2 separate regions of the Mus musculus genome follow, and region 2 is linked to region 1. A link is a loop called in an ENCODE intact Hi-C map of the cell type or tissue named here. Cell type or tissue: left cerebral cortex. All regions are shown on one strand. Links, peaks and the distances in the headings refer to the core of each region. The heading gives the core; the rest is flanking DNA.

Evidence for each region. Hi-C counts contacts between places; a loop is a spot of excess contacts. Peaks named below come from ENCODE experiments on the same cell type or tissue, not always from the same donor. Only the 100,000 strongest peaks of a DNase experiment are listed, where the experiment ranks them.
Region 2: a loop joins it to region 1, with 3.0 times the contacts of the local background. A loop is called at or near these places in 3 of 42 quality-filtered maps.

Annotation. Positions count from the first base shown.
Region 1 is chr8:60,462,278-60,471,452 of GRCm38, reverse strand. No RefSeq gene overlaps it. Among named protein-coding and RNA genes, the nearest start is that of Aadat, 39 kb to the left of the region's middle. In left cerebral cortex, for the core only: a CTCF peak has its summit at 4,313 (motif pointing right); a DNase peak (open chromatin) is centred at 4,353; H3K4me3 peaks cover 468 bases.
Region 2 is chr8:58,665,342-58,674,516 of GRCm38, reverse strand. The region is part of intron 1 of Galntl6 (UDP-N-acetyl-alpha-D-galactosamine:polypeptide N-acetylgalactosaminyltransferase-like 6); the gene reads left to right. Among named protein-coding and RNA genes, the nearest start is that of Gm15881, 31 kb to the left of the region's middle. In left cerebral cortex, for the core only: a CTCF peak has its summit at 6,031; a DNase peak (open chromatin) is centred at 5,217.

The sequences.
Region 1 (9,175 bases), core at 545-8,544:
TTCAGGGTACACATTTTCCAATGGCTTGGTCCCTACTTCCCTAGCTTATAGCACAGCTTGGAGACACTAGGGAAGTAGAGTATTGTAGGGGATAGGTCATTAGGGATGGGTCTTTCAAGCTTACATCCTCTTCCATTTCTGAGGGTCTAGCCAGTGTGAGTAGGTGAGCCCTCATGGTCCTATTGTTGAAGATTTGCCTGCTGCACTTTTCTGGCTATGAAGCTCTACAGATATCGGAAGTTTAATGATACCAAATATATCACTCATTTTTATGCTTCTGCTGAGTATTCTATTACAGTGATCAGAAAAATAACTAAGAGCTTGTTCTCAGTTTATGTCCTAGACTCCAGGAGGGGTTGGAGGAGGGAGATCCATGCACAAGGAGAAGGACTGGAGTGGGACCAATATTATGAAGGATGCTTGATAAAGCTTCAAGGAATCACATTTTATATTTACTTAACTTATATTTGTATCTATCTATCTATCTATCTATCTATCTATCTATCTATCTATCTATCATCTATCTATCTATCATCTATCAACTATGTATGTATGTATGTATGTATGCATGTATCTTTCTATCTATCTATCATCTATATCATCTATGTCTGTCTGTATGTATGTATGCATGTATGTATGTATGCATCTATCTATCTATCTATCTATCTATCTATCTATCATCTATCTATCTATCTATCTATCTATCTATCTATCTATCTATCATCTATCTCATCTATCTCATCCATCTTATCTATCTATCTATCTATCTATCTATCTATCTATCTCTATCTATCTATCTATCTATCTATCTATCTATCTATCAATCTATCTATCTATCAATCATCTATATCATCTATCTATCTATCTATCTATCTATCTATCTATCTATCTATCATCTATCAACTATGTATGTATGTATGTATGCATGTATGTATCTTTCTATCTATCTATCATCTATATCATCTATGTCTGTCTGTATGTATGTATGCATGTATGTATGTATGCATCTATCTATCTATCTATCTATCTATCTATCTATCTATCTATCTATCTATCATCTATCTATCTATCTATCTATCTATCTATCTATCTATCATCTATCTCATCTATCTCATCCATCTTATCTATCTATCTATCTATCTATCTATCTATCTATCTATCTCTATCTATCTATATCTATCTATCTATCAATCATCTATATCATCTATCTATCTATCTATCTATCTATCTATCTATCTATCTATCATCTATCTCATCTATCTCATCCATCCTATCTATCTATCTATCTATCTATCTATCTATCTATCATCTATATCATCTATCATCTGTCTATCTATCTATCTATCTATCTATCTATCTATCATCTATCTCATCCATCTCATCCATCCTATCTATCTATCTATCTATCTATCTATCTATCTATCTATCTATCATCTATCTAATCTTGAAGTTATGCCTGACATTGCTCCCCATAGGAGTCATAGTCTAACAAATACCGCAGTACCAGTCACGAGAAGCTCACAGTTGTTGATAATGGTAGTCCAAGTGACTCCTCAAAATACTATAGGCTATTGCTGCAGCCTTGGCTACCGACTCCTCAGAGATTGAAGAACTCGATCTGACCTAAAAACCTCCTTCCTGTGCTCTTGCTTTCATAGGACCAGAAAGTACCATGTATGCTGCCAAGCAGGAAAGATTGTGCTATCCATCTGTGACACCTTTGAACTATGACAATGACCAGCATAGGAAGATACCTATTAAGGTTAAATACTGACTCATATCTTGGTGGTAATCAACACCTGTATAATAAGGCCCACTCAATAAGAGAGAAATTATGCCTGGATTTGGAAGCCTAGCCAACTACCCAGAGATAGATCATGGATTTTAGAAGATAATCTACAACTGTCACTTTATCAGACCCCTGTAATTCTTAAGCAATTACTTATTCTTATACAAACAGATAAGTGTAGCTTCCAACCCCTCATGGTAAAAAGCTTCTCTTTACAGTGACTATTACAAGAAACCACAGTAGGGCATAATTCAGAGATTAATGAATTATCACCCAGCCCCAATGGGTACATTTACAACACAATTCCTCCAGCTAAGGCTAAGGAAAATTGAAGAAGAGAGAGAGAGAGAGAGAGAGAGAGAGAGAGAGAGAGAGAGAGAGAGAGAGAGAGAGAGAGAGATATCACAAAGATAATAAAGACCAGAGGACTAGGAGTAAGATCGTGACTTCTAGAAATGACAAGGAAGCTTCACCCATGATATGTCAATAATGTGGCTGCCTAAATTAGATCAGCACAATGTTCACATCAGTAGATATGCTAACAGAGAAGGAGAAAATCTCACGGGATTCCACCCCTAGGGAAAGAACTACAAGGGACTAGTGACTGCTGTGAGAGAGAATTAGTCTCTCTTATGGATGAACCCTCTAGCTGATTATCTAAGACAAAATGGCCAGCCCTGGAATCATATACAAATGATCTACACTAAACGGACTCAGCAGCTTATATTTATACATTTATGTATATATAATATAATAAATATAATATAATATAAATTTATTACTCAAAAGAGGCCATCAATTTAAGAGGAGTGAGAGAAAGATGGGGGAGGAGTTTGAGGGAGGACAGGAAAAAAGGAAGTGATGTAATTATATTTCAATTCATTTTCTTTCAAATCTAAAAAAGGAACTGTCACAGGAAAGAAACGGCTTCTTTGAGGTTATTTCTTGTCTTACTGGGCTTGAGAATCAGCAGAAACCTAAGCACTAGATCAGAATGACCAGGTGACTGTTGTCTGGTGCTTCACAGTTTTCCTGCTAAAGAATTTTATTACCATGATTCAACTGTGTGTAACATTTCATAATCCTTTTTGGGGCAGGCATCTAGTCACTGTGCTGTTGCTGTGAAGAGATACCATGACCATGGAATCTCTTACAAAGAAGAGCATTTTATGAGGGTTTGCTTAAAATTTCAGAGGTTTAGTTGGTTATCATGGAGGGGAGCATGGTGGTAGGCAGGCAGACATATTGCTGGAGAAGCTGTTGAGAGTTCTACATCCCAATTTACAGGCAGCAGAAAGAGAGATACTGGACCTGGCTTGGGCTTTTGAAATCTCAAAGCAGCACTCCCTATCAGTGACATATTTCCTCCAACAAGGCTACACCTCCGATTCCTTCTCAAATAGTGCCCTTTTCTGATGACCAAGCATTCAAATAACAGCCTGTGAGGGCCACTCTTATTAAAATTACCACACCCATTCCCTGAGTTTCGATTTCTATGTAGAATTTCTGTGTGTTTCTTGATTGGCAAACCTTCTGCAAGGATTGGAGATAATACTTCTGACATCACCAGTCCAGTGCTTAGTACATCCAAGAAACTTATGAATGGGGGTCTGGAGATGGCACCATTGGTGACGTGTTTGCTGTGCAATTGTGGGGTTCCGAGTCTGGATCTGTAGAAACCACTTAAGAAAATAATCCGGCCTTTGCACTGCACATGCAATCCCTGCACTGGAAGGGTGGAGACAGGCTGCTCCTGGATCTCACTGGCCAACAAGTCTAGTGGGATGAATGAGCTCAAGGTTCAGTGAGGGAACCCTGCTTCAAAAATAAGGTGGAGAGTGACTGAGGAAACACGACTTGACTCCTGGTCTTCATAAGCATGCACGCACATGTATTCAAACTCGCATGCACTCATGCACAAATGAATATGTACATACAATACTACATGCCCAGAAATTCAGGAATGTTAGCATTTTTCTTAGTTTTGGACTAAGAAGGACTAAGTCTCCCTGGACCATGCATCTTGCTTCAAGAACCCTGTATTGCTGTTGTTCTTGTTGTCTAAAATGGGGTCTCACTTTGCAGCCCTGTCCTGGAACTTCTTTTGTAGACCAGGCTAGCCTTGAACACCCAGAGCTCTGACTGAAGCTGAGATTAAGGGTCAGTGTCACCATCCCTGGCTAACAGGTCATCTTAACTTCAATGGCAATAGTGTTTCGGTAGAGGGCATTGCTACCTATCCCTTGGATGCAAGAGAACAATTTGAAAAGGACCACTTGGATTTGAAGTGAGCTGTCTCAGAGGAAAAAGGGTATAGAGAAAGAAAGCTGACCTTCTGAGTTCTACTCCAGCATGCATGTTGTATTGCCGACGTTTATCTATTAAGCTTTCTTTTTAAATTCAGTTTCCTTATACCCAAAACCACTGAGTGGGTCATAAGATTGGGTAGGTTCTAGTCATCTGTGCTGGCTGTCAACTTCCATTGACAGGTCCGGGAGAGAAGATGCGTTTACAGGCTTGAACACTAGGTGGCTCTCCCGGACTGGTTTGCAGCCCCGGTAGTTGGGGATGGTGTTTCTGGCCGAGACAGGCATTTGATTGACTGTTTCTCAGGCTCTCACTCATTTTCCTCTTGCCCGCTTCTGGTAATCCTCACTCTTTTCCTAAGCCTCATTCTCTTTCCTGGGATCTCTGCTTTATTAAGAACAGACTCGTTGGATCTCCCCTCTTCACTGCTTTGTAAAGCCCAAGGGTTTTCGCTCTGCTTTTCTGCGAAGCCTCTCACAGTGTGCCGTATCTCATTTATAGTCCAATTCAGAATACCTTATATACAGTGTGGCAAGTCACAGATTTATTTGTTGAACAAAATGTTGTTACGTTTCTATTTTGTGTGCCAGAAAGGCTCGTATTTTGATGTGAAAACTCAAGCTTTTTGCCTCCACTTCATTTGGAGGAACTCTTCGGGTTAAATTGAAATTTCTCTAGTCTTTCTTTACCCAATAGAGTGTGCAGGATAGAGCATTTTTCTAAAGAGCATGTGTTCTCTATCTAAAAATCATAATAAATGTGTCCAATGTTGCTGATACTCTGGGGATGGATACCATCGTGTCCACTGTAAGGAGAAGCAGAGGGAACGAGATCTAATGACATTGAGAGGAAGGACATGAAGCTACTAAGTAGACAAATGAGACATAGGTAGATGGATGAGCCTGGCTGAGCAACCCCACTTCCATACCTCTGATGGATAAAGATTGGTCTCCCTGTGGCTTAGGGATGCCCCAGCTAAGCCAGATATCCCAGATAAGCAGTCATTACTGTCATCAAATGGAGACATAGGTGCTCATCATTTAAAACTCTCAGCTGTAATCATCAACTAATGTGCAGACTGAATATTACCAGCAACATCACTGTTTACACGTGGAGCTGACACAAGTTTTGGCACAAGCAGACTTCTTTTGCTTGGCGATGCTATTAGGAAATAGTAAGCTTGAGTGACCACTTTTGGCCATAGCTCTGCGACCTTGGAAAGGCAAGAGGTAAGTGCCACTGTATTACAGAGGAAGCTGCGGGAAGAGCCATCATAAAGACACATGGATGAGACTTTGTTCTCCTACTTCCTCCTCATGTGCCTTTCTTTTTAGAGCCAGATAACTAGGCCAGTCTTGAACTCAAGATCCTCCTGCTAACCCCCTCATTGGGCTGAGATTACTGGTAGGTATCATCGCACTGGTAATCTGATTTCTGTTTATAGGGAAGAATGGGTGTTGTGGGTTGATGTTAAAGTCAGAAATTAAATACACTGGTGAAAGTATTTTCATTTGAAAATACCTGAAACAGAAAATTCATTCAAGATAAAGTTACCTATCTTAAGATAGAGTTCAAGTATATTTAGACAAAAGCAATGTAAAGGGAAAGGAGTTTATTCTGGCCTGTACAGTGGCGTTGTTTACGGTGATGGTGTACTGGAGGCCGGCGCCATCTTTTAGGCGCCTGGCTGCCTACAAAAAAATCCACAATGCACTTGTCTGGTTTATTTACCATGTTGAATCCCAGGGCCACCATTTATCTTTTCCTGCATGTCTATGTGTGCCACATCCTCTTTATGCATTCTTTCACTGATTCCACAGCTAGGGCTATGTCAGAGTTTCCCCATGAACACCAGCGTGCCTCATCTCTGCTGTGTTTGATTCCTTTGGGTGTAGACTTAAGAGGGATTTAGTAGTACCACATGGTGGCTCTGTGTTTAACTGTTTGAGAGAACACTGACTTCTGTAGTGCCTGCACTGTGAGATTACCAATAGGTTCCAATAAGGGTTCCTGCCTCCAATACACCCATCCTTGCTATCATTGGTTGTCTTGCTTGCCTCCCTCCCTCCCTCCTTCCCTTCCTTCCTTCCTTCTTTCCTTTGTTCCTTTCTGAGATAGAGCTTCACTATGTAACCCTAGCTGACCTGAAAGTTGCTATGTAGACCAGGCTGGCCTGGTACTCACAGAAGTTGATCTGCCTTTGCTTCTTGAGTGCTGCAATTAAAGGTCTGTGCCACCATGCCTGGCCTCATTTGTTTTCCTAAGGATAGCCCATCTAACAAGGGTGGATGGAACCTGAGAGCAGTTTTGGTTTGCATTTTCTTTGTGGCTAAGAATGCTGAGCCTTTCTCATAGGCTTAGGGTAAACTACACATCTTTCATGATTAAATCCTTTACCACCCGTTGATAAGATGATTTGTGTTTTTCAGTTTTTAACTTTTAAGTTGTTAACATACAGTTTCTGGTTACATAGCTAGCTACAAACACTAACATACTTTTTAAAGTTCATTTTTTCTTCATAAAAATTACCTTTGGGGATGGACCATGTAGAGACTGCCATATCCAGGGATCCACCCCATAATCAGCATCCAAACGCTGACACCATTGCATACCCTAGCAAGATTTTATCGAAAGGACCCAGATGTAGCTGTCTCTTGTGAGACTATGCCGGGGCCTAGCAAACACAGAAGTGGATGCTCACAGTCAGCTAATGGATGGATCACAGGGCTCCCAATGGAGGAGCTAGAGAAAGAACCCAAGGAGCTAAAGGGATCTGCAACCCTATAGGTGGATCAACATTATGAACTAACCAGTACCCCGGAGCTCTTGACTCTAGCTGCATATGTATCAAAAGATGGCCTAGTCGGCCATCACTGGAAAGAGAGGCCCATTGGACTTGCAAACTTTATATGCCCCAGAACAGGGGAACGCCAGTGCCAAAAAGGGGGAGTGGGCAGGTAGGGAAGTGGGGGTGGGTAGGTATGGGGGACTTTTGGTATAAGCATTGGAAATGTAAATGAGCTAAATACCTAATAAAAAATGAAAAAAAAAAGATAACATACATCTATAAGAAAAAAAAATACCTTTGGGAAAGGAACTGATATTAGTTTCCACTGTCATTAAACTGTTAAACTGTTTCCCCCTTTTCTTTGTTTTACATTTTACTCATTCATTCTTATAAGGGATGTTCAGTGGAAGGTCCTATAGTGGCCTTTACCTTGTATTTTAGGGAGATAGCTGTCAGACAGTCATTCTTTCCATTTTAGATGTGAATCCTTCATGGGTATGAGGTACCTTCCTCAACAAAGGTTCTTCTTTCAGGCAGTAGGAGCTAAGAACAGTGCCTGACTGTGATGGAAAGAATGAATGAATGAATGAATGAATGAATAAATGAATGTATTTTGATGATGTAATGCCTTCTGAGGATTGCAGGATATCCCTCTATGAATAGCAGGCCATGTACAATCAGAGTCACAGGGCTTCACAGAGAGAAAGTGAACTCCTGCCTGGTCACTGTGGCTTTCCTCCTAGGGCAAGCTAATGATGGGTGGAAGGAAGCTCAACTGTAGGATTTGTCCAGCTCAAATTGAGTTAGCCTTATTTTAAGATTCATTAGGTTTTTAGGTGGGAATGGAATGATCAGCTAACAAAAATCAGCACCCAACATCAGCCACCAGACTATTGGCAGGTGTTTTAACTCTGTGTACCCCAAGGAAGGAAGGACCAGAGTGAAACTGTTGGAAAAATAGATCTTTCTTTCTCAGAATGTAGAGGTTGGCCTTCTAGAAAGATGTTTAGACTAGTTAAGTTCTTAGTTAATGGAGGGATTGAGTTGCCTCTAAAGACAGGACCAGTAGACCTTGAGCCAACTGAAGCTTAAATTGTGATTCAGAAAAGTGACTCATACACTAGTCACTCAACATTTACTGATTAAACTTTCTTCTGATATTACAAATGATGCTCAAGCTATTAATTGATCAGGAAAATAAAGATTTGACTATGCATTTATCCAGATTTGTGGAACAATTTGCATAATGCCCTAATTATCTATTTGCCCATAAATCAAGAGAAATGGATATGTAAAACCCAGCTGACTACCTGTTTATTCTGAAGCCAGCATTCCCTTCAATGGCATCTCAATGGAGCCGTTTACCCAGGCATGTTGTTTTGTTAATGTCCTTACTGCTACTGGTGTGCAGATTACAATAGTTATCTTTCAAACCGAATTTTTGTCTGTCTGTGAAAGTCCAAATTGGATGGAACAAGGATCAATAGAGTATCCAACTAATACATTATAGTACAAATGAAATGAATCATGGGAAACGAAATGACTTCTGACAAATACAGAGATGAATGCGGCCGCACAAGACTTCAGGATGTCATTTGAAATTGATATTGTACAGTAGCTACTTGCAGCATGAACTTTAATATCCAACTCTTCCATGTCGCAGGTGTTCATTAATTTTATTTCTATAGATGCTGGGCATTGGGAAATAGACTGCCCTCTACATTTCTCACTCAGTTACTAATTCAGAGATTTTTTTTTTGTTGCAACTCACAGAAAGTGAAGAAGAAAGATATTTCTTCTAGAAGTCTCATTTTTATCTCAGTGACTAACCAGAGTTAGAGATTTAATTTTTCTCCCTATTTTTCTTATACAAAAATAATATATTTTGAAAACTCAGGATAGAATTTGAAAACATCCCTTGCAGAATGAGATTAATTTGAAGGCTTCATGGTAAAAAATAAATCCTATTCAGATATTGATAGGTTTATGACAGAGTTATATAGTTTAATAACCCACCATAAATTAAAATTAGTGTAAGGCAATATGCCCTGAGGATTAGTATTAGTCTTAGTAATGCAGTTCACCTGCAGTAGTTGCAAAGTATAGAGGCACAGTTGTTTACCTTTGTTATCATGTGGCTGGCTGGGAACTCTGGTTTCCCATTGCACAGCATTTCGTAGAAGTATTATATTATCATCACCGAAGAAAAATGAAAATGCAAAATCTGAAGTATGATTTCTACTGGAAGCATCTCCTGTTTGCAACATCTTAACTCTGATTTAGACAGCAGC
Region 2 (9,175 bases), core at 845-8,844, 1.8 Mb after region 1:
TGAAGCTGACAATTAGAACTAACAGTCACATTACTCACTGCTGGTATTTTACTCTCTATAATATACTCTATAATATAGCCATTTCTAAAATGTTGTAGCATTAGATTAATATAATATGTGGCCCTTTCAGACTGTCTTCTGCTTTGCATGAAATGATAGCTCATTTCTATTCATCTTTTGTCCCCATATGCCATAAACTAAGTCCAGTCCACTTATTGGTGAAGGTGTAAGTTGCTTCTAAGGCCCAGTGATTATGAGTAGAGCTGCCATAAATGTGAATATGTAGGATTTGCGGTCAGCATCTGTTTCAATCCTCTTGGTAAATATAAAGATAACATCTGGGGCAAAATATTTAGCTGTGACAGAAGACCAAACTGCTTCACAAAGTGAGCATCATAGAGGCCCCGACTGTGGTAACTGGAGATTCTTGCGTTTTTCTACCATTTAATGATGTTATTTGTGTATGTGTGTGTTTGTGTGTGTGTGTGTGTGTGTGTGTGTGTGTGTGTGTGTGTGTGTGTGTGTGTGTTAAACTTTATAATTGTAGTAAGGGTCTACAGGTTCTTCATGAAAATAAACTTTTAAAACATAACATTTAACAAAACTTCAGGGTTTCTTTCCTACAGAAATATTTTTTCACAGTTTCTAATGTCACATTGTCCCAAGGCAACAGTTAGTAAGAATGGAAATTACATGACTTGCCTTTTTCTAACAAACTATGTTGGCACTCTTCATCATTATGTTTTCTGAATGCACTCCTTGGAAATAATATGTCAAGTTTCAAACTCAAGTTTTTCCTACTATGCCATCAAACCATATTGAAATAAACATGAACAGAAGGTTTTTTATAAGATTGAAGTAGCCTATCTCAAATTAAATAATGCTCTGTGATCTGGATAGATGAATTTATTTTCAAAATGCTACCACCCATTTGAGGACTACTCAATATTGAGCCACTCACTACTTTACCAAAGTTCACACTTCTGCAATTGACTGACACATTTGTCAGAGTGATATTTCAAATATAAAAAGTCAAAGTTTAAAATTCAAATTAATTTCTGAAAATACTCTAACCGCATTCTTTGTACATCATGTGAAAAGAACTTCTCTAGCCACCTAAGGAAAATACGTGGCTTTTTACTTTATTTTCCCCCAAATCCAACTTCACCTTATCTATCATCAGAGAAGAAACTAGACAAGGGTAATTGAAGCTGCGTGTTTTCTTACTTATTGCACAGTTCACTGCATAGTGTTTGTGAGCTGACTATTGCATCCTGGCTGTATAACTGACGCACAAACAGAAGAAAAATGTCAAATGGCTAGTTCCTTTCTTTATTGGAGTTTATTTTCTGTATCTATGTGTATGTGCGTGCATGTATGTACATGTGCCAGTACATGTGTGTTTATATGTGTGCATGAATGAGGGACATCTGGGTTCTTTTCAGCTTCTGGCTATTATAAATAAGGCTGCTATGAACATAGTAGAGCATGTGTTCTTATTCCCAGTTGGAACCTCTTCTGGGTATATGCCCAGGTGAGGTATTGCTGTATCTTCCGGTAGTATTATGTCCAATTTTCTGAGGAATCTCCAGACTGACTTCCAGAGTGGTTGTACAAGCTTCCAATCCCACCAGTAGTGGAGGAGTGTTCCTCTTTCTCCACATCCTCGCCAGCATCTGTTGTCACCTGAATTTATGATCTTAGCCATTCTGACTGGTGTGAGGTGGAATCTCAAGGTTGTTTTGATTTGTATTTCCCTGATGATTAAGGATGTTGAACATTTTTTCAGGTGCTTCTCAGCTAAGAAGAAAGGATGGACTATCTAGAGACTACACTACCTGGGCATTCATCCCATAATCAGCCACCAAAACCAGGCACTATTGCATATGCCAGAAAGATTTTGCTGAAGGGATCCTGCTATAGCTGTCACATATGAGGCTATGCCAGTGCCTGGCAAATACAGAAGTGGATGCTCACAGTCATCTATTGAATGCAACACAGGGCCCCCAATGGAGCAGCTAGAGAAAGCAACCAAGGAGCTAAAAGGGTCTGCAACCCTATAGGTGGAATAACAATATGAACTAACCAGTACCCCCCAGAGCTCATATCTCTAGCTGCATATGTAGCAGAAGATGGTCTAGTCAGTCATCATTGGGAAGAGAGGCCCCTTGGTATTGCAAACTTTATATGCCCCAGTACAGGGGAATGCCAGGGCCAAGAAGCAGCAGTAGGTGGGTAGGGGAGCAGGGCGGAGGGAGGGTATAAAGGACATCTGGGATAGCATTTGAAATGTATATAAAGAAAATATCTAATAAAAAATAAATAAATGGGGCTGGTGAGATGGCTCAGTTGGTAAGAGCACCCGACTGCTCTTCCGAAGGTCCGAAGTTCAAATCCCAGCAACCACATGGTGGCTCACAACCACCCGTAATGAGATCTGATGCCCTCTTCTGGTGCGTCTGAAGACAGCTACAGTGTACTTACATATAACAAATAAACAAACAAACAAACAAATAAATAAATAAATAAATAAATAAAAAGGGGGTATACAAAAAATAAAAAATAAAAATAAAAAAATAAATGGGCTAATCAGAAAAACCCTGTCTCAAAAAACCAAAAATAAATAAATAAATAGATAGATAAATGAAAAACAACAATAAATAAATAAATAAATAAATAAATAAATAAATAAATAAATAAAATTGTTGAAATGATCTGGACCTCTGATGAGGAACTTTTATGATTTAAAATGCCATCACTTTAAAGGGACTTTATGTAGGAAAACATAATAGAGGGCTTGCATTTGAAATATTCCAACCCTCTGTTGGTGTTATCAAATATAAAGAAGAGTTCTTTTGTTGTTGTTAGTGGTGGGTTTTGTGTGAATGTGTGTTGTTGTTGTTGTTGTTGTTGTTGTTGTTGTTGTTGTTGTAAGAAATATTAAAAACAACCGGCAAGCTTCCTGAGCTACAGCTGGCCACTCTGTCCCTGCACTGTGCCACCAGGGTACTCTCTCTAGTTAGCCCCCACAGTGACCAGTAGCTGTGTTCCCAGCTCTGGTTCGCTTGTTTCTAGAGCTGCTAGTTCTTTCTTAGCCATAAACCCCTGCAATTGGTGGACCCACATCCAGTAACTAAGTAGAACCGACAAGTGCCCATGCACAATCCATCTACTTTCTGACCTGGTATGGTCCTGAATGGCTACTCTCTGCCTGCCAACTCTCCAGCAAGGCAGAGCTCCTGAGTTCCCTTCACTGTCACGCCAGCCCCACACAAAGACTATCTACCCCATGGTCAGACAACACAAAACCAACAACCCGTTAGAAACAAAATTCTAGAAGCTTATAATTAAAAAGTCAGACTTATATATCAATAAATTCTCAATTCACAAGATGCTGCTACAATAATTTCAGAAACAATTGATAAACATAAAAGCTGCCCACTCATATTAGACAAATTATCCCAATTATTCTAACCTTTAAGATATCATAACTACCTGTATCTATTTAAAACCATCCTGACACAGGTTCTTCTTCCTGTCCGCCAGCCTCCATCTTGGCCTTTCCCCTCTCTCCCCAGATGGTGTCTCTGCAACTCTTAAGGTCACCTCCCTTTTCTTTGTCCAATCACAGACCGCATGCTGCACTAATAATGTACTTGGACAGAGAAAATCGTGCCTCAGGGTGACTATGTCTGTTGTAGGTTAAAGCTTTATTTCCTGTCACTAGTATATCTGTCTTAACCATCTTTGTCATTGCTTGCCTTGGATTCTTGCTGTGAAGTTAAAGGGCTGCTGTTTGGCATCAGCATTGGCCGTCAGATGCCCTAAATTTTGTTGGTAAGCAAATTTACTTGTTGAGGTTCCTCTGTTGAATGGCATGCCTTCAACATAACTTCAGCTCTCTGGAGCTGTTTTTACATCTGAAGTCTGTGCTTCTGAGCTGGAAAGAACTTGACTTTGGGCCATTCCCACTGAATGGGCAAGCTTCAAGTTTCTAGAACTTTGCCCAGTGGGCCTTTCACTGCTTTGGCTTCCTTGCATTATATACTGGCTTCCATTCCTTTGAAAATGAAAGAATCCCACTAATAAGCTTATTACATGTAGCTGATATCTTAACTCAGAAAAAAAAATGTGATGAAAATCCCCTTGTCTTCTGACTACCAGATCTATCCATGAATATGCATATGTATATCTTGCTTTCCTTATCCCACTGCAAAAGATCGTATTGCCAAATTAGATCAGTCAGTGGCTCATTACTCTACTCCCACCATTTTTTATTATCTCATGACCACCACTTAAGGATTTTTTTCTTGAAATTATTTTATTTCTTCCTTCTCCACTTGAACAATATTAAATATTTCATTATCTCCAGATTAGAATTTTCCTTTGTGTTCTTCAGTTGCCATGAATAGTCTATCTTCTCAAGAACGGACCTTTTTTTCCCTTTCAAATGCTGAAGAGATTTTTTTCCCTCCATTTATCTTTTTTTTTGGGGGGGGGGTTCAAAACAGGGTTTCTATGTATAATCCTGGCTGTCCTGGAACTCACTTTGAAGATCATTCTGGCCTCGAACTCAGAAATCTGCCTGCCTCAGACTCCCGAGTGCTGGGGTTAAAGGCATGCATCACCACGCCTGGCCTTTTTTTTTTTTTTTTTTTTTTTAAGATTTTTTTAAAAACATTTTTATTTATTTATTATTATACGTACACTGTAGCTGTCTTCAGACGTACCAGAAGAGGGCGTCAAATTCCATTACGGGTGGTGCCATGTGGTTACTGGGATTTGAACTCAGGACCTTCAGAAGAGCAGTCAGTGCTCTTACCTGCTGAGCCATCTCTCCTGCCCCCCACCCCCCATTTATCTTTAAATGTTATAATTCCATATAATTTTACTTTTCATTGTTAGAATCTGTGCATTTAAGTCTTGGCCCATATTTTATCATGCAAATTCTAGTTAGCCTTTCTCTGATTGTGATCTTTACCATTACATGTGCAATAGTTAGCCCAGGTCCCTTTTACTTTACTTTGAAAACAAAGACTTTGCAGGTCTCAAACTTTCCCTTCTCCTAAGCATTTTATGAAAAGCACCTTCTAGAAGCTATGTAAGCAGTTGGCAGAAGCATCTTATTCTATCTTTGTTCATTTATCCCTACTGGCAGCACAAGCCAGGGACAAGGGGTCCCTAGTCTCCTCCTGCACAAATGTCAGGTTTGGTTTGATTGCCTTCCACTCATTCCTATTTATGCCAGCATACACAGATGGGCTAATGGGCCTCCTAAAGATGCTCAGCAGGAATTTTCCTTTCCAGCTGGAACTGAAGAATGCCGGCTTAAATATGAAAAGAAACCCACCACAATATAATTATTACATAGTTGGACTTATATTCTGAATATGCAAAAGGTCTTTTGCTACGGAATTTGTTATCTAGGTCAGGAAACATGATTAATGTCAGTTGTATCCCATCAATACTCCAAAACAAGTGTTGTAAGAGGTAGTAGATTTAATTTGGCCCCTATTCAACATAAAGCAGATTCTTCAAAATTAACAAGTTAATTTGTGTAAATGTAATCTATACATGTATTTCTCAGGAATTTCTCCCTATCTGCCAACAAGTGTCTATCTACCTCAGGAAATGGTTCCACATATGAAAGCTTTTCTAGGACAACTCATCTACAAAATCTCATGGCAGTGAATTTGATATTTTCCTTGACTAATTTAATCATTCCATAAATATTACTTGAAAATCTGCTCAGAGCCAGGCATGTGTGCCAGACATGATTCTTCCTGCTGTAACATGAGCAAAACAGAAAATGCACCTGCTTTCCAGAGAATTCTAGTGAGTTAGGCAAAAAATAGCATAAAAATAAGTAATTTATATTCATTTTTTTGTGATGGAATTCTTACAAAAAATCAGTTCACAAAGAGCTAAAAGGAAAAAAAATATGTGTACACTGGAGATTATTTTCTTAATTGTTGCTGCTCTGAATTTCCTAATACTATCATGTTGGAACAGGCTTGAAGATATGGAATGTGGAGCCACCTAGTGAAATATGTTCCTGGCAATGGAAAATAATTATCACTATCTCAGTGTTTAAATTTTTTTTTTAATTTTTATTTTTTTCTAAAAGGAGAAAAGGTGGTGTCGTGACTGGGGCCCCAGGAGGAGATACCAGTGAGTTTTCAGATCATGTTATTATTCACAATTGCTTAGTGGCCCACTGGAATGGGTACCGTAAAGCAACTCAGATATAAATAAATGGAAAAATCAAGGACCAAGGATAAAACAAGTAAAAAAAAAAATAAGTAGTGGAAGATATTTTGATAGCATGTTATTTGATAATCCACAAATCCTAGAGACCACAAAATCATTTTGTTGCACAATTCTTTGATAATACATTAGGGTGGCACATGGTTTATCTTGGAGGATGCATAATTATATTACTTTATGTTATATGCACATATACAAGATAGCCCTGAAACTCTATTTCCTGAGATGATCCCAGAATCTCAAAAACTATTCATAGAGGAGTACAATATGTTCAGGTAAAATTTATAGAGAGTGTAAGCATTAAACTGTAGTTTAAAAATCTATCTTTAAATGCAGTGTCTTAAAGGTTATCTATAGTCACATTTCACTGTATGAAGTATAGTCAACTTGAGGCAGGTGATGTTTGTGGGAGCCCAGAGGGGCTGGATAAGATATTAGTTACATGTTCCTCAATTCCTTGTATCTAGGTCTCTTTGACTTTAGAGATAGGAAGTTTTATTTATTTTGCTCTAGAATATGACTTTAATTGTAGTTCATTTCTACACTAATGAAATTATGGCATCTTTATTAAATTGTGATTGTATTAGTATTACATTCCAAATGAACTTCATTGGTTTCTTGTTTTTCTTTCTTTCTTTTCTTTTTTTTTCACATAAATTACCACAAGAAATAAGGCTCAAGTTCAAACTGATGGTTTTCTGTTGGTGGAAGGACCATTTGTGGTTTACTTTACTCACCATATTCTGTATATTAATATAATATCTTTAATTTTCTTCACTCTTTGAAAGTTCAAGAATACATTTAATATATTGATTGCTGTATTGGCTTTCTGTGATTGGCCTGAAGTTGAAAGCAAACTTAAAAACCAAGAAACCCTTCACATATTTGTCATAACTTGGTGATTTGGGGCAAATGCCAAAAACCTTCTTTTTGGCTTGCTATATGTACCACTTCACATGGCTTGCTGATGGAATCAACAGCACTTCTGTGACATAATGGGCGATCTTTTCCTGGGCTTTACTGATGCCATATTAGTTCAATTATTTTGTATCCACTTAGTCACGTGTTCTTACTTCCTGATTTATGATCTACCTTCTTCTGCCATTTACACTTGAATTGTAATTTTCAGATTTTTCTTTCCTTTGTATCCATCAGTTATATTCATCATGATTTAATTTGTTTCACAATGTCACATGTGACCTAAAATACTAGGACTTTCAAAGTTGTCTCAAATGCCTATCCTTAATGTATTAATATTTAAAATATCATAGTTACTTGATATCTACTCTTGACAATCTGGAAAACATCTAAAACTTCTAGAACATGACAAACTCTGCAGACCCATCTAATAATCTACTGCCTACACTTCAAACTTTCCATTTCCCAAATGAAACATCTATTCATTTAGATGGTAAGGCCAATCCTTAGACTCCTCAATTTGCTTTTTGACCCTTTATCCAATACATCATTAAGTCCTGCCAGATATAATTCCAAAACACATCTGATACCTGACCATGTTCCACTGAATATATGCACAACACAGATTGAACTTGTGTTTTAGTTTCTTCTTCCTCCTCCTCCTCCTTCTCTCATTTTTTCTCTTGTCCTTGCCCTTGCCCTTCTTCCTTCTCCTTCTCCTTCTCCTTCTCCTTCTCCTTCTCCTTCTCCTTCTCCTTCTCCTTCTCCTTCTCCTTCTCCTTCTCCTTCTCCTTCTCCTTCTCCTTCTCCTTCTCCTTCTCCTTCTCCTTCTCCTTCTCCTTCTCCTTCTCCTTCTTCTTCTTCTTCTTCTTCTTCTTCTTCTTCTTCTTCTTTTCATCTTCTTTTTCTCCTCCTTTTCCTACTCCTCCTCTCCCTCCTTCTCTTCCTCCTCCTCTTCCTCCTCTTCATTTTGATAGTTGGAGGTCAGAAGGATTAGGAGTCATACTGGGAAATGAGTTTAGTGCCTTATGTAAAATTCTCAAATAATAAAAAAAACATGTTATTTTGGAAAATGTATCTTTATCTTTCTACCAGTAAAATCTCTGCCCATGGTACCATAATTTCCTTACTGCATGTACTATTCAACATAACCTTATCTCTCTATTCTGTTTCCTGGATAGTACAGCTTTGATTCACATATCCAAAACATTCTCTCTTTAAATTACAAAGTATCATAACTCCTGTACTTCAAAACATATATGATAAATGAAAGTCTCACTTTATTTTTTTGTTCAGTTCTTATTCATCCCCAGCTATCCCCACTCTGTTTTCAGTGAATTCAGTTTGGTGATAACAGATTCCTATCTCAGGAGCTCTGCAGTTGCTATATGTATCCTTTGCATTAAGTCATCTATTTTTAGAATTTCACAAAAGGGACTTTTTTTCTGTTGTTTTGTTTTATTGCAACTGAGCAGTTGTACGTTTGTAAGACTGGTCCTGAATACATTATTTAGCCTAGGCTGCCTTCACAATTCACTTTACCCTTACTCTGTTCCTACCACCACGCCAGGCATTCGCTTTGGGGTCTGACTAAATAGCAATTCAAGAGAAGATTCCATAGACATTAGATTCTTAACCACACTATTTTTCCCTTTGGAAACAAGATCACCCTGTAACTTGAGATCATTCTGTTTTAGTCTCCCTTCTTCTGGGATGACAGGCATGTACCATTGTCCTCAAAAATTTTTCTTTGTAAAAATACTATTTTTGCATATATTATGTTTATGTTTAGAAAATAACACACATGCTCTGCAGACATTTTCAATCCTAACTTTTATTTCCAGAAATGGAAATGTTCTCTTGAATTTCTGACCAGTGACAACAAGCCTTACATATCTCTTCTGCATCAATGCAAAGCTAGAAAAGGCAGAGAAGGAGAAGAGCAGAGGCAGCACAAAGAGAAACTCACAGGAGTTAGTAAATTACTTAG